Regions from separate parts of the Homo sapiens genome. Here region 1 is linked to region 2. A link is an interaction called in ENCODE POLR2A ChIA-PET data of the cell type or tissue named here. Cell type or tissue: GM12878. All regions are shown on one strand. Links, peaks and the distances in the headings refer to the core of each region. The heading gives the core; the rest is flanking DNA. Region 1 overlaps ELOVL6 (ELOVL fatty acid elongase 6). Region 2 has its middle 70 kb from the start of ELOVL6.

Evidence for each region. ChIA-PET counts read pairs that join two places held together with the same protein. Peaks named below come from ENCODE experiments on the same cell type or tissue, not always from the same donor. Only the 100,000 strongest peaks of a DNase experiment are listed, where the experiment ranks them.
Region 1: POLR2A ChIA-PET joins it to region 2 with 12 read pairs; 5 of 35 experiments call an interaction of 5 or more read pairs at or near these places.

Annotation. Positions count from the first base shown.
Region 1 is chr4:110,058,027-110,062,420 of GRCh38, reverse strand. It overlaps ELOVL6 (ELOVL fatty acid elongase 6), which reads left to right. Exons shown (of 4, transcript NM_024090.3): 3 at 2,667-2,818. Among named protein-coding and RNA genes, the nearest start is that of ELOVL6, 140 kb to the left of the region's middle. In GM12878, for the core only: no CTCF peak of the experiment used is centred there; a DNase peak (open chromatin) is centred at 2,520; H3K4me3 peaks cover 1,015 bases; H3K27ac peaks cover 1,187 bases.
Region 2 is chr4:110,266,733-110,271,126 of GRCh38, reverse strand. No RefSeq gene overlaps it. Among named protein-coding and RNA genes, the nearest start is that of ELOVL6, 70 kb to the right of the region's middle. In GM12878, for the core only: no CTCF peak of the experiment used is centred there; a DNase peak (open chromatin) is centred at 2,618.

The DNA.
Region 1 (4,394 bases), core at 301-4,300, 210 kb after region 2:
GTAGCACTGTCACATCCCAACAATGCGCCTTTGCCCACAGACACATGGGCCCAATGGCTGGCACTGACGGTTTCCCTGAAAAGTGCTACTGTCCTCTGTTCTGAGTTAGCCTTATTGTTCAGAGCTTAGGGAATGAGGCACATGTCCAGATATGGGACAATAATATGTGCTATACACTTGCTGTCAGCAATATTATAGGTCACCATGATATCAAAACCTTCAACTCTACAGTGCTCTGAACTGACCTCCCCATACCCTAGCCCTCAAACTTGTGAATACCTATTTGCCCCTAATTCAAATACCACTTCCTCTGAAGTCTTCTAGGACTACCACTCACTAGCCAGAGTTAGCTTAATGATTTTTTTTCACTCCATCATCTAAAACCATGCCAATAAATATTTGACCACTGAAAGAATAAATGAACTTGTGTGAATACCTTAGAAATTGGGAATAAATTACAATGATTTTTTGAGACCCAAAAGGATGAAAGGATAGCAACCATTTCAAGCATACATTCTTTGGATCTACTCTGATCATGTGGGAATTACATAGTCTAACAGCAAGTAGAGTAAGAGGAAGGGTTTTGGGCTATACCCCAGCACTTTGGGAGGCCGAGGCAGGTGGATCACGAGGTCAGGAGTTTGAGACCGGCCTGGCCAACATAGTGAAACCCCATCTCTACTAAAAACACAAAAAATTAGCCTGGCATGGTGGTGCATGCCTGTAGTCCCAGCTACTTGGGAGGCTGAGGAAGGAGAGTCACTTGAACCCAGGAGGCGGAGGTTGCAGTGAGCTGAGATCATGCCACTGTACTCCAGCCTGGCTGAGAGAGCGAGATTCTGTCTCAAAAAAAAAAAAAAAAAAAAAAAAAGCCATCATTTGGTGAGGGAAAGACAGTACACAAAAAAAATTCAGATAAGACAGAAAAATCTCTATTACTTGATGCTACTAATGAAATCAACCCTTCATCCCCAAATTAGGACAGATAATGGACTATAAAGACTTAGGTCATTCCACGGGGAGGAGACATTTCCTTAAGATAAGAAAGTAAAAAGCCAGTTTTGTTATGAACAGGGGAGAAATGCAAAGGTCCTGAGGCAGAAAACTGAAAGTGTCTGAAAGTTCTGGAGTGATTGGCTCACAGTGAACAAGAAGAGAATGGCAGGAGGTGAGAGTGGAGAATGGGGAGAGAGAGGCAGTGCAGAGAGGCCTTGTCGGTCCTGATAAAGGAGTTGAGGTTTTTATTCCAAGTGCAGAGAAAAACCACTGAAGGATTAAACAGGATCTATATCTGTAAAATGACAGTAATCCTCTGCAGGACAATTTCATACAGTGGAAAGAGTAACACCATTTGATGGAGTCTTTATACCTTTAGAGAAGCTACTTACAAAGACCCAACTTAATAGACAATTGCCAGGAATTAAACTTCATTATTTTGATACTGTAGAAAGTTGACCTTTAGTTCTAGTTGGCAGATGCGTGCTTTCTGGACAGGTTAGCCTAGTGGAATGATTTATTCTAGAGCAACTCTAAGATATTTTAAGTAAAAAACAGTGCCTCTGAGGAGAAAAGAAGGCTCCATTTCCCAATTCAACAGTTGTTCATTCATTGATCTCTCAGCTGACTTCTAGAGTAAGATGCTGCCCTTTTGGGCAGAAAAGGCTAGGCAGGTCCATCTTCCCCACATGGTCAGCCAGCTCTCCTTTCAGTCCCGGGCATGGTTCACACACTCTGGGACATACACTTAAGGGGCTCACTTCGTAATAGTGGCTGCTTGTTCCTATTGCCAAGTGCTTTCCCATGGCAGGTTGTGTTTCTTGAGCCTAATGTGTTCCAGAACTTCCTATTTCCTTACCAGTTCTCTGATTTAAAGAAATTGTTTATTTTTTCTTCACTTTTTCAACAATCTCACTTTTTCAACAGTCTTTATTGAGCACCTGTGCCTATGTGGAGATTAAACACATTGCGGGGCATTGAAGAACAGTGTTGGGGTGGTATTAGCACAACACTGGTTCTAGGGAGCTCAGGGAGTGAGCACTTATCTCTGCCTGAGTGGGCTTCCTGGAGGAGGTGACAGAGCTAAGCTTTTGAAGGAGTCTCATTCTGACATCTCTGAGAAAGATGGATCAGACAGTAGAAAGTGATTTGGAGACTGCTGGAGAAATCCAAGGAGGGCACAAAAAGCCTGGGCTGGCAAGGCGAGTCCAGAGGTAGAGGAAAAGTTTGCCTAAAGAGGTAAACAGGTTTTCAGGAAATAGAGCCAGTAGAACTTGGAGAATGATTGGGCACAGGGCAAATTTGAGATAATTCCAAGAGTTTGCAGCCACACCCATCTGCTCTCCAAGGAATAGTTCCCAAGCTGAAACTCAAAGGTCACCAGCATTCTTCATGAGATCCTGCTCTGAATCTGTTACCCTTTTTCATGACCTCTTTTTGGAACAGTGATGAAGAGGAAGTGGTATCATATATGGTTTCAGAATAAAGCCCTTGAGTCATTGTATTAGCTCTTGTTTACAGAACATTTTAAGATGCTTTCAAGGAAATACAAATAATATGATTCTTATGCCTATTTCCTGCCAGTGGCCAACCAGTCTTCTAAGTATGGTTGATGTGAGAAGTGAAACTATTTTCCTAAATGCTGTTTCTTTTCTCTTTTCATTATGAAGTATATTCGGTGCTCTTCGAACTGGTGCTTATATGGTGTACATTTTGATGACCAAAGGCCTGAAGCAGTCAGTTTGTGACCAGGGTTTTTACAATGGACCTGTCAGCAAATTCTGGGCTTATGCATTTGTGCTAAGCAAAGCACCCGAACTAGGTGAGTATCTTCTTCCATTTCCTCTCCCTCTCTTTGTAGCAACATATCCACAGTATTTATTTAGTGAGCAAAGAAACATTTTGAAGGTCCTATTTTGTTGGTTGCAAGAAAGTTACAATGAATGAATTTGAGTTCTTGCCTGACTTCTACTTTTTATTGTTCGCTCCCTCTTTCCTTTTAAATAATTTTACATTGTGCATATTAAGAGTAGATAGTTTATACTGAACATGCTGATTTTCGAGCTCTACTAAAAATATACCTCCACGGACTTATAAAATGTACAGAGACCCCTTTAAAAGGCCCACTGAGCTGAGCTAATATTAAAACATGGGGGAAGAAAAGAGCAACACAGCTATTTCCAAGTCCCATATCTGAGCATACTTTCATCTGTAGAGTTAGGATTCAGATTAGGAATTAAGCTTTTCATTTGGGGACCCTCCTGTTCTCATTAACAAATGCTGAGGGTTGGTCTCTGGTGGTGTTTGATTTTAATCATCAAGACTGGCCTTAGGGAAGGGGAATGTAATTTACCTTCCAGAAAGTAATAGAAAATACAGGCTGTATTTGTAGATTTCTATAATTTTTCCCTCAACCCTTGAATGGTCTTGAATGTAAGTGTGGCACAGGTTACCAGAAATAGTAAAGTCAAGGAGTTAATGTGGGCACAGTTTTCCAGGAAGATGTCTTTATTTACACAGAAAGAGATCTAGTGGTGACAATAAGCTCTGAGTACATCCATGAGTAATGCTAGCAAACTGGTACAGATTGTACAGGTACAAACTGGTAAGGCAAACCTGGTCACCTCTGGGGTTCTGGGTTTTTTTTCACCTGCAATTAAGAATTATACATATTTAGTTCAAAAGATATCAATTGCAATTTTTGCCATTGTTTTCAATGGCAAAACCGCAGTTAACTTTTGCACCAACCTAATATGTATTGTCCCCTCTCCTGTTTCTCCTAAAAAGGGAGTTTGGTGTTGTACTTTCCTTACAAACCACCTGCAATATAAGCTATGAGCAGTCTTCTGTAAGGTGCCCCTTGTTCACGCCCCGTGTCCATTCAGATAGAATGGGAACTGTCTGATTTGTGTGGGCCGGCAACCCAGCCACCTTCCACTGGAAGCCAGAAACCTGCTGTTTATAAGTAGATGACAATTGGTTTGAGCTACTGTCTTCCCAGGTCAAAAACAAGGGAAGAACAACAGAAGAAAATTTTTCCTGAAAACCTTTCCTAAGAGGGGCAGAGGTACAAAGATAGTCCAAAATAACTAGATAACTACCGCGTGCATGTGCATGCCTGCACCGCTCCCCCCCTCCAACAGACACACAAACGCCTACACACACGGATCATATGAAAACGGTCTCAGGGTAAAATGCATTAGTGTGGATTCATTCATTCATTCATTCAGTGCATTTATGTTAAGCACTGGCTGAAATAGAATGGCAACTTTATCTAAAAGGAATTTTACAATACAGATTTTATGAACCAGGCCCCAGGAGGTATTGGTACCACTAGGTATGAAGTCATAGGCTAGAGAAGTGGTTTTCACCCTGGATTTACAGACAATGCCTGCAAA
Region 2 (4,394 bases), core at 233-4,232:
AATACTAATGCAGGGGGGATCCTCCAGTTCTGCCACCTACTTTTGTGGTGACCACCAGAGCACTGAAGCTTCCCCTTGGTGTACTGGCTACATCAACCTGACATCTGTGCCCATTACATACACCCATGTGAATTTAAGCAATTCTTGCCTGAGTGAGTCACCTCTGTGAGACTTTTGGGCAAGATCCATCACCACAGTGGCTGGGGGAGACAGCACAACTCCAAGAATATCTATTTCAAAAGCCTCTCCAAATTTAAATATACAACTTTCTTTTTATCTATACTATCTCAGACGTACTCTTCTAATCACTAATCAGCCTGAAAATATAAACATTTACTGACAGGAAAGAAAACCTTCCTCAAAAACTAAAACAACTTTAGGAAGAAGTGCAAATTGAGGATGGCCAACACTGACTGAGAGCATCTAAGGAAAGAAAAACTGAATTTTTAAAATATGACTGTTCGGGGCTGGGTGCAGTGGCTCAAGCCTGTAACCCCAGAACTTTGGGAGGCCAGGGTGGGTTGATTGCTTGAGCCCAGGAGTTCGAGACCAGCCTGGGCAACATAGTGAGCAACATCTCTTAAAAAAAAAAAAAATTAAAATATGACCATTCAGAAAACTTTTCCTGAATAGCACCCGCATAAGAACTTCTGAAAATTTTAGGAAGAGCTAGAATGGGTTTCTAATATTTCTTGACATGTGTGTTTTCGAAGATTTTAACATTAATGGTAAAGCTTATTTTACATTATTTAACACTAATTAACATTTAACATTAATTAATGTAAAATAAGCTTTTAATATTTTAATTATTTAACATTAATGTAAAAGCTTATGTGTAATTAATGATTGTTACAGGTGGGGCACAGTGGCTCACGCCTGTAATCCCAGCACTTTGGGAGGCCAAGGCAGGCGGATCACCTGAGGTCAGGAGTTTGAGACCAGCCTGGCCAACATGGTGAAACCGTGTCTCTACTAAAAATACAAAAATTAGCTGGGCATCGTGGTGGGCACCTGTAATCTCATCTACTCAGGAGGCTGAGGCAGGTGAATTGCTTGAACCCAGGAGGCAGAGGTTGCAGTGAGCCGAGATTGCACCAGGGCACTCCAGCCTGGACAACAGAATGAGACTCTGTCTCCAAAAAAAAAAAAAAAAAAAAGATTGTTGCAAATATTTTTAAATTCCAGCTGTAAATTTTAGGAGTCTTGTTTTTTTTTAAGTTAGTCTTTTTTTTTTTTTTTGAGACGGAGTCTTGCTCTTTCGCCCAGGCTGGAGTGCAGTGGCACAACCTCGGGCTCACTGCAAGCTCTGCTTCCTGGGTTCACACCTTTCTCCTGCCTCAGCCTCCCGAGTAGCTGGGACTACAGGCGCCTACCACCACGTCTGGCTGATTTTTTTGTATTTTTAGTAGAGACGGGGTTTCACTGTGTTAGCCAGGATGGTCTTGATCTCCTGATCTCGTGATCCGCCCACCTCGGCCTCCGAAAATGCTGGAATTACAGGGGTGAGTCACCGTGCCCGGCCTAAGTTAGTCTTAAAGTGCCTGATTTTTGTTCCTCTTGTGGACATTCTCTTTAAGCCCTGTCTACTGTCTTTGAATTTCCTGGATATACTTAATATGTACAGAGTAAGCAGATAAGGTTGGCTCTTCCCCCAGTGCCAGTCAGTGAGCGTTCCCTGAGTGCAGTCCCTTCCATGAGCCTACACCAGTGCTGAGCATGGCTCTAAAAATCAGCCAAACTGGCCGGGCGCGTTGGCTCACGTCTGTAATCCCAGAACTTTGGGAGGCCGAGGCAGACAGATCACCTGAGGTCAGGAGTTTGAGACCAGCCTGTCCACATGGTGAAACCCCATCTCTACTAAAAATACAAAAATTAGCCAGGCGTGGTGGTGGGTTCCTGTAATCCCAGCTACTGGGGAGGCTGAGGCAGGAGAATCACTTGAACCCAGGAGCGGAAGTTGCAGCGAGCAGAGATCACGCCATTGCACTCCAGTCTGGGTGACAAGAGCAAAAACTCCATCCCCCCACACCCCACCCCACCCACCAAAAAAAAAACACAGCCAGACTTGTGAATAACCCAGTGTACTTTTGTGAGTGCATAGGACAGTGGGCAGTGGGGCCCAAAGCCTCCATTACAGGGCTCTATGGAGAACTGGAGGCACATAAGTAGTCCCAGTGAGACCCACAGGTGGCTGAATGGGGCGGGTATAAAGAAATTTTCCACATTCTCTTGGGAAAGCAAGATTGGTCTTATTTCTTTTCCTCATTCTGTCTCTAAAGGGAAAGGCATTGAGGAGAGTGACAGTAGATACGGCTATTTCAATATATATCTATGTATCTAGAGAGATGATAGATGATAGATAGACAGATAGATTACATACGTATATATCCAGCATGTTTTTTTTTAATCACCCAAAGTTCAGAGTTTACATTAGGTTTCACTCCTGGTGTTATGCATCCTATGAGTTTTGACAAAGGCAGAATGACATGTATCCACTATTATAATATACAGAATAGTTTTACTGCCCTAAAAATCTTCTGTGCTCTGCCTATTAGTCATCACATCCTTCCCCCAACCCCTGACAGCCATTGATCTTTTCATTTTCACCACAGTTTTGTTTTTGGTTTGGTTTTTTTTTTTTTTTTTTTTTTTAGGCAGAGTCTCACTCCTTCACTCAGGCTGGGGTGCAGCAGCTTGATCCTTCATCTTGGCTCACTGCAACCTCCTCCTCCCAAGCTCAAGCGATTCCTGTGCCTCAGCCTCCTGAGTAGCTGGGATTACAGGCATGCACCACCATGCCCAGCTAATTTTTATATTTTTAGTAGAGATGGGGTTTCACCATGTTGGCCAGGCTGGTCTTGAATTCTTGACCTCAAGTGATCTGCCTGCCTCGGGTTCCTAAAGTCCTGGGATTACAGGCATGAGGCACCACGGCCAGCTGACTTTCACCAGTTTACCTTTACCAGAATGTCACATAGCTGAAATCATGTAGTAGGTACCCTTTTCAGATTGTCTTCTTTCATTTAGTAATATGTATTTATATGTGTTTTTTTTTTCTATTTTAAAATAGAGACGTAGTCTCACTATATTGTCCAGGCTGGTCTCAAACAACTGGGCTTAAGTGATCCTCCTGCCTTGGCCTCCCAAAGTGATAGGGTTACAGGTGTGAGCCTAGCCAGTAACATGAATTTAAAGTTCCTCTCTGCCTTTTCATGCCTGAATAGCTCATTTCTTTTTAGTGCTCAATAATATTTCATTGTCTGGATATACCACAGTTTACACATTCATCCACTTAAGGACATTGTGGTTGCTTTCAAGTTTGGGTAATTATGAATAAAGCTGCTATAAATATCCATTTGCAGATTTTTGTGGAGACATAAGTTCTCAACTCCTTTGGGTAAATATCAAGGAGGGAGATTGCTGGATTATACGGTAAGGGTATGTTTCGTTTTGTAAGGAACTGACAAAATGTCTTTCCAAAGTGGCTGTACCACTTTGCATTCCCACTGTCAATGAGAGTTCCTGTTTACATTCTCACCAGCAATGGATATTGTCAGTGTTTCGAATTTTTGCCATTCTAAAAGATGTGCAGTGGTCTGGCATGTATTTTATTTTATTTTATTTTGAGATGGAGTCTCGCTCTGTCACCCAGACTGGAGAGCAATGGCACGATCTTGGCTCACTGCTGCCTCCACTTCCTGGGTTCAAGCAATTCTCCTGCCTCAGTCCCCCGAGTAGTTCGGACTATAGGTGTGCACCTTGCTAATTTTTTTTTTTTTTGAGACGGAGTCCCGCTCTGTCGCCCAGGCTGGAGTGCAGTGGCGTGATCTTGGCTCGCTGCAACCTCCACCTCCTGGGTTCAAGTGATTCTCCTGCCTCAGCCTCCTGAGCAGCTGGGATTATAGGCATGCACCACCATGCTCAGCTAATTTTTGTATTTTTAGTAGAGACGGGGTTTCACCATGTTGGCCAGGATAGTCTTGATCTCCTGATCTCGTGATCTGCCCGCCTTGGCCTCCCAAAGTGCTGGGATTACAGGCATGCACCACCACGCCCAGCTAATTTTTGTATTTTTAGTAGATACAGGGTTTCACCATGTTGGCCAGGATGGTCTCGATCTCCTGACCTCGTGATCTGCCCACCTCAGCCTCCCAAAGTGCTGGGATTACAGGCATGAGCCACCACATCTGGCCTTGGCATGTATTTCAAATAAAATGTATTAGTCCCTGCCTATTAAAGAATCTTATATAAATATCGATAAAAAATAAAAGAAAGAGAAAAGAAAAATCACTCATAATCCTATCACCTAAAGATAATTACTTTAATATTTGGGTATATATCCTTCTAATCATTTTTCTGTGTATGTATGAATGGATTTTTTTTCTTTAACCCTT